2 separate regions of the Homo sapiens genome follow, and region 2 is linked to region 1. The links are chromatin loops, found by intact Hi-C in ENCODE. Cell type or tissue: gastrocnemius medialis. All regions are shown on one strand.

Region 1 (8,000 bases):
CCCACCTAGCAGTGGACACCATCATCATTTGGCTGCTGAACTGTTCTGCCATGTAAGGCCAAAGGTCAATCCCTTGGCTTAATCAAATCCTTTCCTATGAAAGAAATATGCCCCACAAATAAATGCCAAATATATCTAATACGCTATGAGGATGTGAAGGAAAACAGCACTTACAGACTATAAAAATGACCAATGACATGTTGCAGTAAAATAACTTATGCAAAGGATTTTAACGTTCCAGTGCTTGGAGACTCTCCGAGCTGCCAAAAAGCCCTTTTTTAAATTCCAAAAACCTCTTTATCATTTGCTCCAAAACGGAGCAGGCCTTGCTTCAGGTTAATAGATTATTTTTGAAATGTAGAAGTAGTAATAATAATAGTGGTAGTAGTACTTGATACCATTTTCTGAGTGCCTATCATGTTTTAGGTAAGCAAGAACTGGGTTCACACTCTGGTGGTCACCAGGTCTGTGGCCTCGGCTCAGTGGCTTAACCACTCAGGTTTCCTCATTTGTACCATGAGGATATAAATAATACCTCCTCCCAGAGCTGTTTTCAGTCTCTGCTGGCCCATTGCTCTGCTCTACAGATGAAGTCACACCCTCGCAATCATGGTTCTCACTGGATGCTCAATGTTTGTAGAGGTTTTAAGTGGTTTCATTGATTTCATTAAACAACATTGCTGGATTTAACAGAACAAATATCCTGTAATTATGTTAGCTAATATCTTTTTTGGATACAGTGGTCAAGTTTCAGAGGACACGTTGGACCTATGAGTCATACTATAATGAGAAACACCTGGTATCCTTAGGTATTCTATGTCAACCCCTAGTTTGGCTCAAATTCAGATCACTGCCCTTTGAGATTTTGTCTAGTCCAGGGGTCAGCATATCTGGCTAGCATCTTGTTTTTGCAAATAAAGTCTGTTTATATATAGTCAATGGCTGTTTGTGTGCTACAACAGCAGAGCTGAATAGTTGCAACAGAAATAGTGCAGTCCATGAAGCTTAAAATATTTACTATCTGACCATTTACAAAAATGTCTGCCAATCCCTCCCTGGTCTAGTCTGCTGTTTGCCAGTACACATCACAAAAGAACTTGTTTGAACTTCAGAGGTAAGAAGAGCAAGCTCTTTAGGGTAACTCATCCCCTTACTGGTTTGCATGTGGACGCCAGTGCCTTCTGCACAGTGGGAAGTGTGATTTGAACTAGTGCCTCTTGAAATATCTTCTTTCGGATGGTGCTGCTGTCATAATCATATTGCTGTCAATAAAGAAACATATGTTAAATAGTAACATTACAATCTGTTGACTTATGTTTACTCAAAAAACTCAGCCACCCACTTCACCTCTCTTTTCCTCCTAATGTCTGAGAACTCTTGTATTTCCAAGGCCTCAGAGATCTTTCCATGTAATTCCCTCACACTGCAGGCACAGGTTATAACTGATAATGACCCATCTCACTCTTACCTTTTACAGGTATGGAAACTGAGGCAAGATCAAAACAGAATGGTGAGTTCTGCATTATAAAGAAGTTGGGGATAGAACTGGGGGGTGAGTTTGTATTTTATTACTCCTGTCCCAGGTAGGTCCATGGAAACCATGATCATCTATTACTCCACATCTTCAAACCAGGGTCAGTGGGTTGTAATGATTTGAACAAGGGAAGAGAAGGCCTGGCTAGTGGCTCCATTAACACTGTGACATGTTAACCAAAGAAGTTCAGTATCCAGAACAAGAAAGATGACGATTCTGTCTGTTCTGCATTGGACATCCCAACATGGAGACCAGGATTTAATTGTGGATCTCACTTCAAGGGGATCACAGATAAATAAGAGTATAGTCATAGGCAGCGAGAAGAATGGTCAGGCCAAGTGAAGAATAGTTAAAGAGATGAAGGTGTTTATACTGGAGATAATAAGTTAGGGCAAGTTATAACTCTATTCAAACAACCAAAGGCTGCCACGTGGAAGAAGGTTATGAATGAAGGGGGTAGAACTGGAATAACCAGTGGTGAGAACTTTGGCCTAACATGAGAAAGCATGTTCTTGCTGTCAAGAACTAAAATGGGCTATCCTGAGAGGTAGAAAGTATCCTGCCAGTGCAGGTGTCGGAGCACTAGTGGGACCACCCCTTGAGGGAACCTGCTGAACACTGAATATGAAGTTGAACTAAAGGCACTCAAAATCTCTTTGAAACCTGAGGTCCTAATATTTCAACACCTTTCTACATTTTTTCTTCCTTTCTTTCTGTACGCTAAAGCATTTGACACTGACACTATCTTTTTTTTTTTAGTTGCATTGCAATTTCATCATTATGTGTGTTATCATGAGCAATATTGGTGTTTTTTTTTTTGTTTTTTTGTTTTTTGTTTTTTGAGATAGAGTCTCACTCTGCCACCCAGAGCTGGAGTATAGTGGCACAATCTCCGCTCACTGCAAGCTCCACCTCCCAGGTTCACGCCATTCTCCTGTCTCAGCCTCCCGAGTAGCTAGGACTACAGGTGCCCACCACCACACCCGGCTAGTTTTTTGTATTTTTAGTAGAGACGGGGTTTCACCGTGTTAGCCAGGATGGTCTCGATCTCCTGACCTCGTGATCTGCCCGCCTCGGCCTCCCAAAGTGCTGGGATTACAGGCGTGAGCCACTGTGCCCGGCCCCAATATTGTTTTTAATATCAATGATTTAGTTGCTAGAGTTTCCTCTTGCCTGTGAGGCATCAAGATCAAGTCTGAAATTCAGAGACCACCCCTAGGCTCTGTGGGACTTTGATCTTCTGTTCCAAGGCAATGTTTAGGGGAACTAGAAGGCAGTAAAAAAAATTAGTGGACTAGGTGTATGATCGTTTATCCTTAAGCTCACCATTGATCAGCCTGTTGAGCTTAATTAAGTCACATTAGCTTTTACAGAATCAGTTCCTCATCTGTACAATGGGGGAATATTCTAGTTAATGCACAAGTTCTTGTGGGGATCAGGTAAGAGGCTTTAAAATATAACATATATGTGAAAGCTCCTATTATTAAAACTATTTTAATAAACACTCTGAAGTACATTTAAAACAATTTCATATGGTAGATTTCTTTTCTTTGGAGTATTTCCTTTGCCATGAGGTTCTGATTTTTCAAAATCAATAAATTATTCGCCAGTTTAATGGATTTTACTATATTGTAACCTCTTTGAAGAAAGAGGCTGTGCCTTGCCTACTTTTACATCCCATGCAGTGCTTATAGTGGACAGCTAATACGTGTTTGTCGAGTTGGATCTCTATGAAGGCTGGGACGCGGGGCCTGTAGCTGTGGGTAATGATGCTGAGGACCAGCAGTGGCCGCTAGATGGCAGAAGAGGCATGGAAGTCACACTGGAGAAACTGCAGCGGACTGACAGTCACTGGACTTGGGAGAGAAAGGAGTGGGGAAAGATTAGAGCCAAGGAGAGAACTTGGTATTTTCCACTTTACAAAAGAAACAGGGGTCACGTTCTCTTTTTATGCTTCCCACAAACAAGAGAACGGTTTTACCTTTAAGACTCGGAGTTTAACCTTCTCAATGGCAACTGCAGTTTTGGAGGCCTCTCCTTGGAGATGTGGGGAAAGCAACTGCTCAAAAGTGAACACTGCATTCTCCATTAGCTAGAAACCAGAAGCGACACAGAAACAGACAACAGTCAGGGGCTGGGATCACCACCCACAGGCCTGGCTAAGTGGGACTGCAGAGTAGGGGCCATCAGAGATGAGTCCCCTCGGCTGCTATTCGGTGGGGGTACCCAAGGCAACATCACCCCATCACCAGGGCTGTGAAACAAATGGTCACGTGGTCACAGTGGGAGCAGGAAGAAGTTGGAAAACCCAAGGCCATGGGACTGAGCAAGCATTCTGTCATCTCCCGTGGGCACTCCTATTCTTTGATACCTGCAGCCACTGATTAAGGGATGAGGCTGGAGCCTTCTTCAACTAGTTTTTGGTGGCACCTCCACTTTAAGTAGATGTAAACCGCTCCACAGCTTATCTCTCCCTCTCTCTGCAGGGCTGGGAAGAGAGGCAGGGTCAGGGATGGGTGGGGACAGTGGCTGACATGTTCATGGGTCAGAAAGCAGAAGTAGTTCAGGTATCTTATTCTCTGCACCTTTGCCTGTGTTCCCGTCACCAGGGTCCAGTATTACGAAAGAGACTTCTGCTAAACTGTTGCCCAATTTTGTTCCTCGTTCCTCTTTCATCCCTCACAACTCAAGGGTTAGTTAGCTAAAATGTATCACTTAATCCTGCCCATAACCTTTATGAAAAAAAAAGTTCTCCTTTCTTCCCCAAGCCCGTGGTCCCAAAGCATCCAATATATACCTTTTTTTTTTTTTTTTTTTTTGAGACACGGTTTCACTTTGTCATCCAGGCTGGAGTAGTGCAGTGGCACACTCTTGGTTCACTGCAACCTCTGCCTCCAGGGTTCAAGCGAGTCTCGTGCTTCAGCCTCCAAGTAGCTGGGACTACAGGTGTGCACCACCATGCCCAGCTAATTTTTTTGTATTTTTAGTAGAGATGGGGTTTCACCATGTTGGCCAGGCTGGTCTTAAACTCCTGACTTCAAGTGATCCACCCGCCTCGGTCTCCCAAAATGCTGGGATTACAGGCGTGAGCCACTGTGCCTGGCCACAATATATACCTTTATCATACCTTCAACATTGTAGTGAATTTATCTAAGAATTTGTCTCACTCAAGCTCCCTGAAGTGGGATCTGGTACAGTGTCCGGCCCACAGTAATCTCTCCTCAGAATATCTGTGTGAAATGGCATGGTGTCCTTTAGAGCTTTGGTGACCGTACCCCTTATTCATTTAGGAAACACTATAATACGGAAGGAGTTTGTGCTATTCATTCCTGTTACTGGGGAAAAGGTTCCTTATGAAAAAAAAAAAAAAGAAACCTGTCAAGTAGACTCAAGAAATTCAAATATGAAGCTGTGATTGATTGATTGGTTTACTCTTAATTACGTTAGGGAATTAATTTAAGCCAGTGGCTCTCAATCCTGGCTGCATATTAGAAACAGTAGGAATCAGGGTAGGGAAGTTCTATCAAAAAGTAGCCATATAGGCTGGGTGTGGTGGCTTATGCCTGTAATCCCAGCACTTTGGGAGGCCGAGGTGGGCAGTTCACTTGAGGTCAAGAGTTTGAGACCAGCCTGGCCAACACAGTAAAAACCCCATCTCTACTAAAAATACAAAAATTAGCCAGACATGGTGGCACATGCCTGTAGTCCCAGCTACTCAGGAAGTTGAGGCAAGACAATCACTTGAACCCGGGAGGCAAAGGTTGCATGCAGTGAGCCAAGATCATGCCACTGCACGCCAGCCTGGACATCAGTATTTCCCCCAGGTGATTCCAATGTGTAGCCAAGGTTACAGCACTGATTTGACAAATCAAGTAGTTATCAATTAATGCTACTTTATTTTTCTGAGCTATGTCTTGTCTATGATGTTCATCCACATGGATGGAAGATGAAGCCAGTGGAGGGACAGAACGTGTCCTCCCGCAACATGATGGCTAAAGAGACGCGACGTATTTCCCTGAGCTACACTAGCAGCTGGTCTCACTGGCCAGCACCCATTTCTCTGCTCTCTCTTTACCCTCATCCACCACGGATGCCCCTGCCACACCCACCTCCTGCATGTAGTTCTGTGTCCTCTGAACCACCAGATCAATGTGGGGGAATCTGAAGCGGCTCTTGAGATCCTGCAGGCGCTCGTGAAGCAGGTTGACTTTAGTATAACAAGGTTCCATCTTCACGGAATGCAGCGGAAGATTCATAAGCCGGTCTAGATGCTGCATTTTGGTGAAGGGAAACATTAAACACCCTCAGAATGAGGAGCGGTATTGCATATATATTGCATATTACATACATTCTAAGCAATCAAATGCAAGTTGTTAAAGTGAATCACTACTTGGATCCCTACATCTGTGACACCTTCAACTGTCTTATTTTCCTCCTGCAGTGGGTTCCTAGGGTAGCTGTAATGCTAGGACAGAAACCAGCAGAAACACCAACTGGATGAGAGGAAGACCCAGCGGTGCACCCACGGGGACTCCAGTCTTTGTAAGCTGTTGATGGACTCTAATCTCCCACTTCCAGAGCTCAAGAACCAGACAGGTAGGCTCTGATACGTGGTTGCTGCTGGGCCCCCAGGCTTCCAAAATCTTCTTTAGTGAGTGACACTCCTCTCAAAAAACGCCAGGGAGGTCAGGATGCTCCCTGGACTCCTGGACTTTGGAAGGGAAGCCAGAGTTCCTCACAATTCTATGAGGATCTGCCAGGGCCCACAGGGCTTCTCTCTGCTATAGGTTGCTTTAGGTGCTAGTGGATGGGAAGTGGATAGGCAGAGCCCTGTACTGGGAGAGGTATCCAGTTTGAAGAACTGGGGTCCCTCCTACTCTAGTTTGCACTCAGTCAATGAGGCCATTGGGCTTCCAGCATCATACCTCACCTGCTAAAGCCCTAAAGTGTTATCAACAAATGTTGTTGCAACAGAATGCATTCTGTTTTCCAAGCTTAGTTTAAAATCATTTTTTAAAGGAAATACTGGAGGTTTAAAATAAACAGGGGAATGGGTGGAGCAGAAGAAGGCAGAAAGAAAGGTTCTGAAAATGGAGGCTCTAGAGAGAACTGGGGAGTGAGGCAGGTTACATATGAATAATATAAGATGCACTGTCCGACTTTCAGCTCACGCAGAAGAGATAATCTAGATTTCTAGATTTCTCTAAACAGGAATTTTAAGAGGGCCCACTCTCATTATGCTTTAAAGGGAAAATACTGCTCCCTTTATGAAGTGAGTTATGGAGAGGTCCACTGAAGTGAAGTAAGGATCAAAAGCATGCTGTGGAACTTGCAGCTCCTCACCAAATGGAATGTGTCTATTTTTAAAAAATATCAATTAAGCAGACAGAAGAGGAAAAATGGGTTCCCACTTTGCTCCTATCAGATTGGCAAAAGTTTAATCAAATGATAACACCTATAGCTGATAGCAGTATGGGGGAGAAAGCCCTTATCATACACAATTAGTGGAAATGTAAAATTTAAATCCTTTTTTTTGAAATGCAATGGAAACATTTTTTAACATGAGAAATGTACTTTCAACCTGGCTATCTTGTCTTAGGAGAATATACTATAGAAATAAATACATCAGGGTATATGTGTGTGTATATATATATATACACATATATATGTGTGTGTGTATATATATATACACATATATATGTGTGTGTGTATATATATATACATATATATGTGTATACATAAAAATATTAATTTATTATGCTTTATTCATAATGCCAGCAATATTGAGATGAATGAATAAATCATGGTGTATCCATACATGAAACATCATGCAGCCATTACAAAGAAAGATTTAGAGCTAAAACAGTTACCTTGGAAACAGTTTCATGGGGTATTTTTGGAAGAGAAACTGATAAGCAGAGTAATGTATAAAATATAATCCCATTTTTCTTAAAGCAGACAATCTAAAGTCTAGCCTCTAAGGGTGTGTTTTATGTGCTAGATAAGAATGGGGAAAATACAGAATGGCATATGCTAAGTTGTTAACACGAGTTGCTTGAGGGGAGGAGGTGGCATTGGGGAAGGGGAAGAGTGAAGACAAGTAAAACAAAACAGGCTGCAATAAGAAACCCCAAAACATTTCTAAAATGATCCTGTTAATGCACAATTATATATGTGTATATATGCATAAAGAATAAAGGAAAAGAAATAGAGACATCTGGTTTTATCTACTGACTTGTAAGGATGTTCATCATGATATGTCAAGTATAAAACCAAGCTGCCAATTTATATCTTTTTCAGTGATTCTTAAACTGTAGGGTACACCAGAACCTCTGGAGGTCTTGTTAAAACAGACTCCTGGGCACTACCCCTAGATTTTCTGATTTAGTAGATCATTGGTGGGGCCCGAGAATTTGCATTTTTAACAACCAGGTGATGATGACACTGCTGGTCTGGGGACCATACT
Region 2 (8,000 bases), 85 kb after region 1:
TTTCTCCTCCCTATTATCTGGAATGAGAATGCTATGGTAGGAGCTCAGCAGCCACCCTGGACCCTGCCAAAAGGGGCCACAACCTAGAAATAAAGGGGGAGAAAGCAAGAAAGAGCCTGAGCTTCAGACAAATTTAGTCCACACCAGCCCTGAACTAATATCGAAATATCTTTAGTGAGATAATAAAACTTTGAGTTTTTTATTGTATGCAGTAAATGAGATTCTAACCAGTAAAATGCCAAACAAGTGAATTACTTTAACAAAACACGGGGGCATTTTTTTCTGTATCAACTTAGCTGAACACTCTGTAAAGAATACACTTATTGGCCAGGCATGGTGGCTTATGCCTATAATCCCAGCACTTTGGGAGGCCAAGGCAGGAGGGTCACTTGAGCTCAGGAGTTGAAGACCAACTTGGGTAACAGAGTGAGACCATTGTCTCTGCAGTTCTTTGTTTGTTTTTTTGCTTGTTTTGTTTTTCTGGGCATAGTGGCATGTAGCTGTGGTCCCAGCAACTCGAGAGTCTGAGGTGGGAGGATTACTTGAGCCCAGGAGGTCGAGGCTACAGTGAGCCATGATCACATCACTGCATTCCAGCCTGGGCAACAGAGTGAGACTCTGTCTCAAAAGAAAAAAGAAAAAGAAATGCACTTATTCATAAGCCTCTAGTGCTTTTTCCAAGAAATGCACTTATTCATAAGCATCCCATCTTTATTATGCCTTTATTCTTTCTGGTAGAAATAATATCACAGAGTCAGTCTTCTTGACTGACATGGTTCTATCAAACAATCCTCCTTGCCCTCTCCAAGAATGTCATAATTTTGTACAAGCAACCAAAAGCAACATTGATCCTTTGCATTTAAAAAGCCTCAACAAACCCATAAAATTCATTCCTTTTAGCCTCTAGTTATCTCTCAACCTTTTACAACAATTTTCCAGATGCCATCAGTGAATTTTTTCTGAGTTACAAGAATATCACAACTGATCTACTGTAGAATATTCTATTTTAAAAGTCAGAAGGTCACAACACACAATTTTAAAAAGTCATTAAAATGCCCCAATCTGAAGCCTTGGGCCAACTGGGATTAATCACACAGGACTTGTGTTTTTTAGTCCTTTTCATTCCCTCCAATATGATTACAGCAATAAATCAATAAACATATTGTCTCTTCTGGCTGATTTCATTGGAAAGTTTTAGAGAGATTTGGATGAGTCAACATGTTGGTATTCCCATTTCTAGCTGCAGCTCCACTGCCAAGGGCATATAAGTAGATGTAAAAGAAAATATAATAATATGCATAGTGCACATAAAGTGTTGTTTTAGCATGAATTACTTAGTAATAATTTGTTAATCTTAGTTTATGGTCCATGTACCAATCCTGTAATTGTGTTATTAAAAACACTATGTTAAGCACTCAGCACCGAAATAACAATTGATAAAATGATTATGTTTTTCTCCATAAATTCTAATGAAATTATTATGTCCGTTAATAAGAACCAGGGCTCTCTTCAAGAACCAAGTAATTACTATGTAGTATGATTTATGCAAAGCCAAATGGAGTTATTACATTATCCACACTTCATGAATCTCTATGAATTGCCTTATTTAGTCTATATATTATCCATCATTTCTCCACATGTAAAAAGTGGAATGAATGAGAATCAAAGAAGGTTAGACCTAGAAAGACCCTTCTAGGTTTTTAAGTTCAAAGCCCTGTTTTTGAGTTGGAGAAACAGAAACCAGAGCTGTTCAGCAGCCGGCTAAGCTAAAGCATTTGGTAAGTGGCACAGCCAGAACTAGATAAAAATCCAATCTCCCAATTATCTTTCCATGGCAGCATCCCAGCTTTATTTATAGATATGCAAATTAATGCAATGCTTTTTTTTTTCACAGTAGCTATGAGTTACTGTAACACTTATTAAAAGGTTTTTTGTCTATTTAGGGTATTTAGTTGCATATCATCCTAAAATTAGAAAAATAGTATTCCCTGACAGGTCCAGGCTTGCTTACTAGAAGATGGGATTGTATATTTCATGGACTGGGCCCTACCTGTTTATTTCTGCTGCCTTGTGGAGTGCTATCAAAGCCTGCAATATATTCCAAAAGCTTCAAGATACCTGGCTGACAGCACATTTTCCATGTGCTAGAAACACAGAGACTGACTGTGTATTATTGAATGGGATTAGAAATAATGGAAGTGGTAAAATGTTTTCCTCAACTAGAGAAATCACATCTTCCACTTGTCTATGGGACATGAGTGACTAGCCCAGGGTTTCTCAACCTTGGCACTACTGATACTTTGTACCAGATAACTCTTCCTTGTTAGGGTCTGTCCTGTGCATGGTAGGATGTTTTGTAGCATCCCTGGCCTCTATTCACTAAATGCCATAGCACCCCGATTCCAATTGTGACAAACAAAAATGTCTCCAGATGCTGCCAAATGTCCCTGGAGGGAAATCCCTCTCCTTCACAGAGAAACACTGCTCCAGCTAAACAAAGAAGCTTAGTCATTTTGCCTTGGAAAAGAATGATCAGCAACTCACCAAGAGGGTCTGGGAAATGCCTGTCAGACAACAGATTATATTCATCTTCTGAGGTTAACACCTTGCCACCGGCTGGAAGAATTCGACATTTAGGAGCAGCTCCTCTCTGATAGGCCTGGGGAGGGAAAGGCACACAGGAATGATATCTTTTTCCCCATTTGATTTTTGGAAAATATCAGGGATATAACAAATAGACAGATTCAGACATTCAGAGATAGCAATCCCCATACTATGTTATTGAGTTATAGTCATTTACTCAAAAAATATGTTTTGAATACCTGCTAATGGCAAGGTAATATTTTAATACTTTCATGTGACAGTCACAACATGGTAAATCAGAGTCCCTAATCTCAGGGAGATTTACCCTAGGTATGTTCTCGAATGTGGAAAACATAATCTCAGTAACCCTGAAAGTCTGCACCACATTTGCCATTTCAGATGCTAACAACTAAATCATTCTGATAATAACCACAAAGGTGACGATCACACAAATACTGCACAGAATGCTTGGTGACTGATGTGGGCCACATAGGATGACTAATGAGACTGTGGAACACGTAGCTGCAATGATAGTTACCATGGATTTTCATCAAAACATGAAAATGTTGGCATAAAATATGCCACTATTTTGCCCTCAGATGTGAAACTGTTTTGCAGCAAAATGGTTGAGATGGAAGTACAGCACTGTGACATCAGAACAAATGCTGGCCAGCAGACAAGAAGCTCTGCTATTTGAGACACAGAAAAGAGGCACAGGGCATTGCCAAAGCAGTTTGGTAAGCACCTATGCCCACAAGGACATGCAGATAAGATAACATTTAAGTATGTGCATCTGACGGGAGGGCTTAAGTCAAGGCAAAATTCTGAAACTAGTAATCTAAAGGCAAGTTGAGAATTGAAACTAAGAAAGTTTGAGACCCAAAATCTAGAATTTACTCTTGGAAATGACTAAATAATGTTGATCTGACCAACATAATCAGAGTAACGATAACACGTTCTGCAGCAATAAGATAGTGAAGAGATCCAAATGAAACAAACTCTCAGATATCTAAATTACTTGTAACAACGACTAATCAACTGCTTAAGCATGTGAGGGAACCAGAATATACCCACTAACACAGAATTCTGGCAGCCTGACCTATTCATCCTAAGAAAGACGATTGGAGGACTCTTCTGAATAAATGATTAACCCAGGAAGGAGGATCTATACATAATTGAGGGCTCCCCATGAAATAATACCTTACAGCTCTAAGAACTCCCACAGAGCTACATTATAGTGAAACAATAATGTTGAGAGAAGAATCTAAACTTGTATGATATTAAGAAGATTTACAAGCAATTTGATTTAGACTGGACTCAAAAGTGAATTGTATTACTAGTTATAACAGGCCCCAATATTGGCTTTTATAAGCATTATACCACTTAATCCTCAAAACAGTACTATGCATTACATGTTATCTCCATTTTTCAAATGGGAAACATGAAGCTCAAAGAGACTGAATAACTTGCCCATGGCCCAGCAGTGAGTAGGTGACACATCCAGGATTTATATTCATGCCTGTCCAGCCCCAGTGCACACAAAATAGAAACTGATTATCAAGTGAGAATGTTTTACTTTTCCTGTTTAATTGCCAGCCAGAATTGGACTCTAAATAAAATAATAGATGACTTACAGGTACTTAATGCATAATTCTTAGATATAATTTTATAAGATACTTCCATAAATTAAAAAAAGAAGATATTATTAAAACTTCAAGAAATTATGACAAACTGCGTGGACTTTAAAAGAATTCCAAGTTTCAAAAAACACTTGGTTATTACCAAATTAAGTCACCATATCTTAACAATTTGAACAGGTTCAGTTAAAAACGATGAACAAAGAAAAAGCAGTGCAATGTACAAACTGCAAGCTGAGAGAGCAAGCTGAAATAAGTGAAAAGAGGAAAAACACCAACATTTGATTCAAAATGAAACCTCAGTTAGTGTTAAATGCAGTGAAAAACTTTAATAAATCCAAGAACAAGATCTAGGGCTGTTTCTTCCCAATGGGTTAGTAGTAATCATACCAGCAACTGCTCCACACCCAGCTCTAGCTTTACCACAGGCCCAGCCATATGCTAAATGCTTCCGTACATTCATTCACTTACTCCTCTCAACACCATGGCAAAGAAATCACGCAGATCTCATTTTACAGATGAGAAAACTGAGGCTCAAGATTTATAGCTTAGGCAAGGGCGCCTATCTAGTAAGTGGTAAAGGTATGAGTCAAAGCCCATAGTATGAACCATATTATGCTACACTGTCCCTCCTCAAGCTCCTCTGAAAGGACGTTGTAATGAGTCATACAAAACATAAGGTGTCTTGTTATTATCATCACTATTTGTAGTGTATTGATACTTTGTTGCTGAGTACAAATTAAGTGTTGAATAAAATCCTAATATTGATAAGCAGAGAAAATATTAGCTTAATAAATGTTGAAAAGAGTAAGTCTACCCAAGAGAGCACTTGAGCTTTGCCTGGTAGCCTGTGAAATAAGTTTGTAGTATATTTTATTTCTATTTTCCATCAGAAATGGGAAGGAAACAGATTGGTCTGTCAGTCTGAAGCCTCTTCCTAGCATCAGGTGTAGTCCTCACAGTGCTCTGTGAAGACTATCTTGACTACTCTTTTTTTATTTTTTTTGAGATAGAGTCTCACTCTGTCACCCAGGCTGGAGTGCATTGGGGTGATCTCAGCTCACTGCAACCTCAACCTCCCGAGTTCAAGTGATTCTCCTGCCTCACCCTCTTGAGTATCTGAGACTACAGGCATGCACCAGCATGCCCAGCTAATTTTTGTATTTTTAGTAGAGATGAGGTTTCATCATGTTGGCCATGCTGGTCTCTAACTCCTGACCTCGGGTGATCCACCTGCCTTGGCCTCCCAAAGTGCTGGGATTACAGGCATGAGCTACTGCACCTCGCCATCTTGACTATTCTTGAGCTTAGAGGCCAGAGAGCAGAGTTTTAAATCTGTTACTGTCGTTCACTGATAAATAGTAGCTGTTCATTTCAAAGGGAGCTTGAGGGTCTATGCAGACTAAAAAATGTGTACAGTATGAGATCTGGGAGGATAGTGGGATCATTTGACCTAACTGTTTAGCTTAATTGAGGACTGAAGGCAAGAAGTCACTTGTCAACAGGTTCATTTCTAGTTAATGGCACAACTTGACCTAACCTTTAGTTTGCCAAATTCACTGCCTGCTATTCTTTCCCCTATACCACACTACCTTCCTACATAAGGAAAGAAATGGGAACCAATAAAAACTAAAGTCCTCCCAGGGGCTGAATGCTTTACACCCATTATCTCACTTTCTCCACATTTTACAGACAAGGAAAATAGTGAAATAACCAGAAAAAAGTTAAATGAAAAAAAAATACCTCCATGGAAATAAAGTATGTGAGGCATTCTGAATTCCTAGGAACCCAGGAAAACCCAGGCAGATTCAAATTTAATAGCAACCTATGAAATAACTCCTGAGCCACCTGTCATGCACAGGGCTTCAGAGTGGGAAGACAGAGACATAGAGCAGAGATGTCAGGATGGTGGCTGAGAAAGACCTCAAGGCTGAATGATCATAGGAAAGGCTCCCATGCCAAATACTGGTCCTTCTGTCTTCATACTCACTTGCAATCACTTGTTCAAAGTCTATCTTGCCACTAGACGGCAAGCATCTGTCTTATCAACTGCTGTATACCCAGAACCTTGTATAACACTTGGTATGCAGTAGGCATTCAATCAGTATCTGTTAGCTGAAATAGATACCTACATGAATGAGTGCTTATTGAATGAATCAGTCTCTATTTTTGTACCAGTACCATGCTGATTTTGTTAGTATAGCCTTGTAGGAAGGAGAGGGCACACCAATCAACCGAGCCAAACTTTTAAGAACAGTGTAAGAATCAGTAGTAACAAAGAAGTGTCTTACCTCTTTATTCTCATAGCTCTCCACAGCATAATCATTTTTAACTACAACGTATCTCTCCTTCCACTTCTTTATGTCTTCAGAAAATTGTGATAGCTCTGCTTCATACAAAATAGTTCCAGGCGCCAATGGTGGCTTAAAGAAGATGAATACAATTAACTATCACAACAAAAGATAACACACCTTGTTACCACAAAGTTATCCATGCTATTTCAAGGAATAGTTTAGGAAACTATCTTCCACTGAGATCCTGGGGAAACTGTTGCTTCCTCCTCTCCCCCCACAATTTCCCTTTCCTACTCCACTTGACCCAATGTAAATATTTGTCTTATTGGTATTTTTATGATTTTCATTTCCCTCTATTATGCTATAGGAACAGAAGCATATGGTAGAAGGAATTATAGTAATAAGGTTATTATGCCTTGCATGCATGTGGCACTCAATAAATGCTTGATAAACTCTATGGGAGAGAGGGAGTGAGGCAGGAAAGTGTAAGTGTGGATACCTACCTGGACACCCTGAACATGACTCAGGGTTAATCCCCGCAAAGCGGGAGAATTAACAGACCGTTCCCCTATCCATTACACCTGCCGATGCTGCCTCCAATTCTCAATGGTTTTCCTAAACCCAAAGCCATGGGGACCCCTCTCCATGCTACTCAAGGAGATCATGTTTGCTATTTGGTTAAAGAACAAGCAGGTATCAAGCCAGAACACCTGAGTTCCACCGCTTCTACTGAAAAGTTTGAGGATTTCTTATTAACTGTGGTGATATATGTGCTGTGCGGGCATTTCCATTAGATTCCTAGTTACATCTTCCATTGGATTAACTGTGTAAGGATAATTCCCATCCGGCTTCATTGTGTAATTTTCATATTATTTCAAAATATACAAATGGGCCTCTTTTCTTTTACATGTCACTGAGTTTACATCTATTTTCCCTTTATTAAAAAATCATAGTGCCTTCAGAAACTTACCCCTCTACTTTCAAGTAAAATTTTAAATGAGCTATACAGAAAAAAAATAGATATGCCAATCTCTTTTAAGAATAATCTAAGGGATGAAACAAATTCCCTTCCAAATTCCAGTGCTTAATGAGGCAAGATAGGAGACAGATAATGCGGCAGTCCCCTATCTTGCCTCATTAAAAGGTAAGAGAGAATCTCTTCTCTTTAAATGAAACTGAAACCATGGCATAAGCTGAACTTCATAGTTCTTATGTGCAGCTTTTCTTAAAACCTGGACCACTTAATCAACTGATAAGCTTGTTAAAAATGGGGCCTCACGATAGACTTACTATATCAGAATCTCTGGAGCTGTGGGCCATAATGTGCATTTTAACAAGCTCCCTAAATTTTGAGATCACTGTTTTATGAGGGAAAGCAATCACTTATCCCTATGTACTCATGCTGCTAAATATATTGGTTAACTTCTCAGCATTATGTGACTCACTTATCACTTATTCTCTCTTGAAACCCCTTCTTTTTTATTTT

The links. A loop is a pair of places that touch in the nucleus more often than their neighbours do. Peaks named below come from ENCODE experiments on the same cell type or tissue, not always from the same donor. Only the 100,000 strongest peaks of a DNase experiment are listed, where the experiment ranks them.
Region 2: a loop joins it to region 1, with 5 times the contacts of the local background. A loop is called at or near these places in 5 of 110 quality-filtered maps.

Annotation. Positions count from the first base shown.
Region 1 is chr1:184,802,431-184,810,430 of GRCh38, forward strand. It overlaps NIBAN1 (niban apoptosis regulator 1), which reads right to left. Exons shown (of 14, transcript NM_052966.4): 10 at 5,644-5,805; 11 at 3,516-3,626; 12 at 1,155-1,262. Among named protein-coding and RNA genes, the nearest start is that of EDEM3, 52 kb to the left of the region's middle. In gastrocnemius medialis, a CTCF peak has its summit at 3,336 (motif pointing right); DNase peaks (open chromatin) are centred at 501, 832, 3,331 and 4,081; H3K27ac peaks cover 5,311 bases.
Region 2 is chr1:184,887,564-184,895,563 of GRCh38, forward strand. It overlaps NIBAN1 (niban apoptosis regulator 1), which reads right to left. Exons shown (of 14, transcript NM_052966.4): 3 at 6,512-6,643; 4 at 2,545-2,659. Among named protein-coding and RNA genes, the nearest start is that of NIBAN1, 83 kb to the right of the region's middle. In gastrocnemius medialis, no CTCF peak of the experiment used is centred here; a DNase peak (open chromatin) is centred at 3,278; H3K27ac peaks cover 2,009 bases.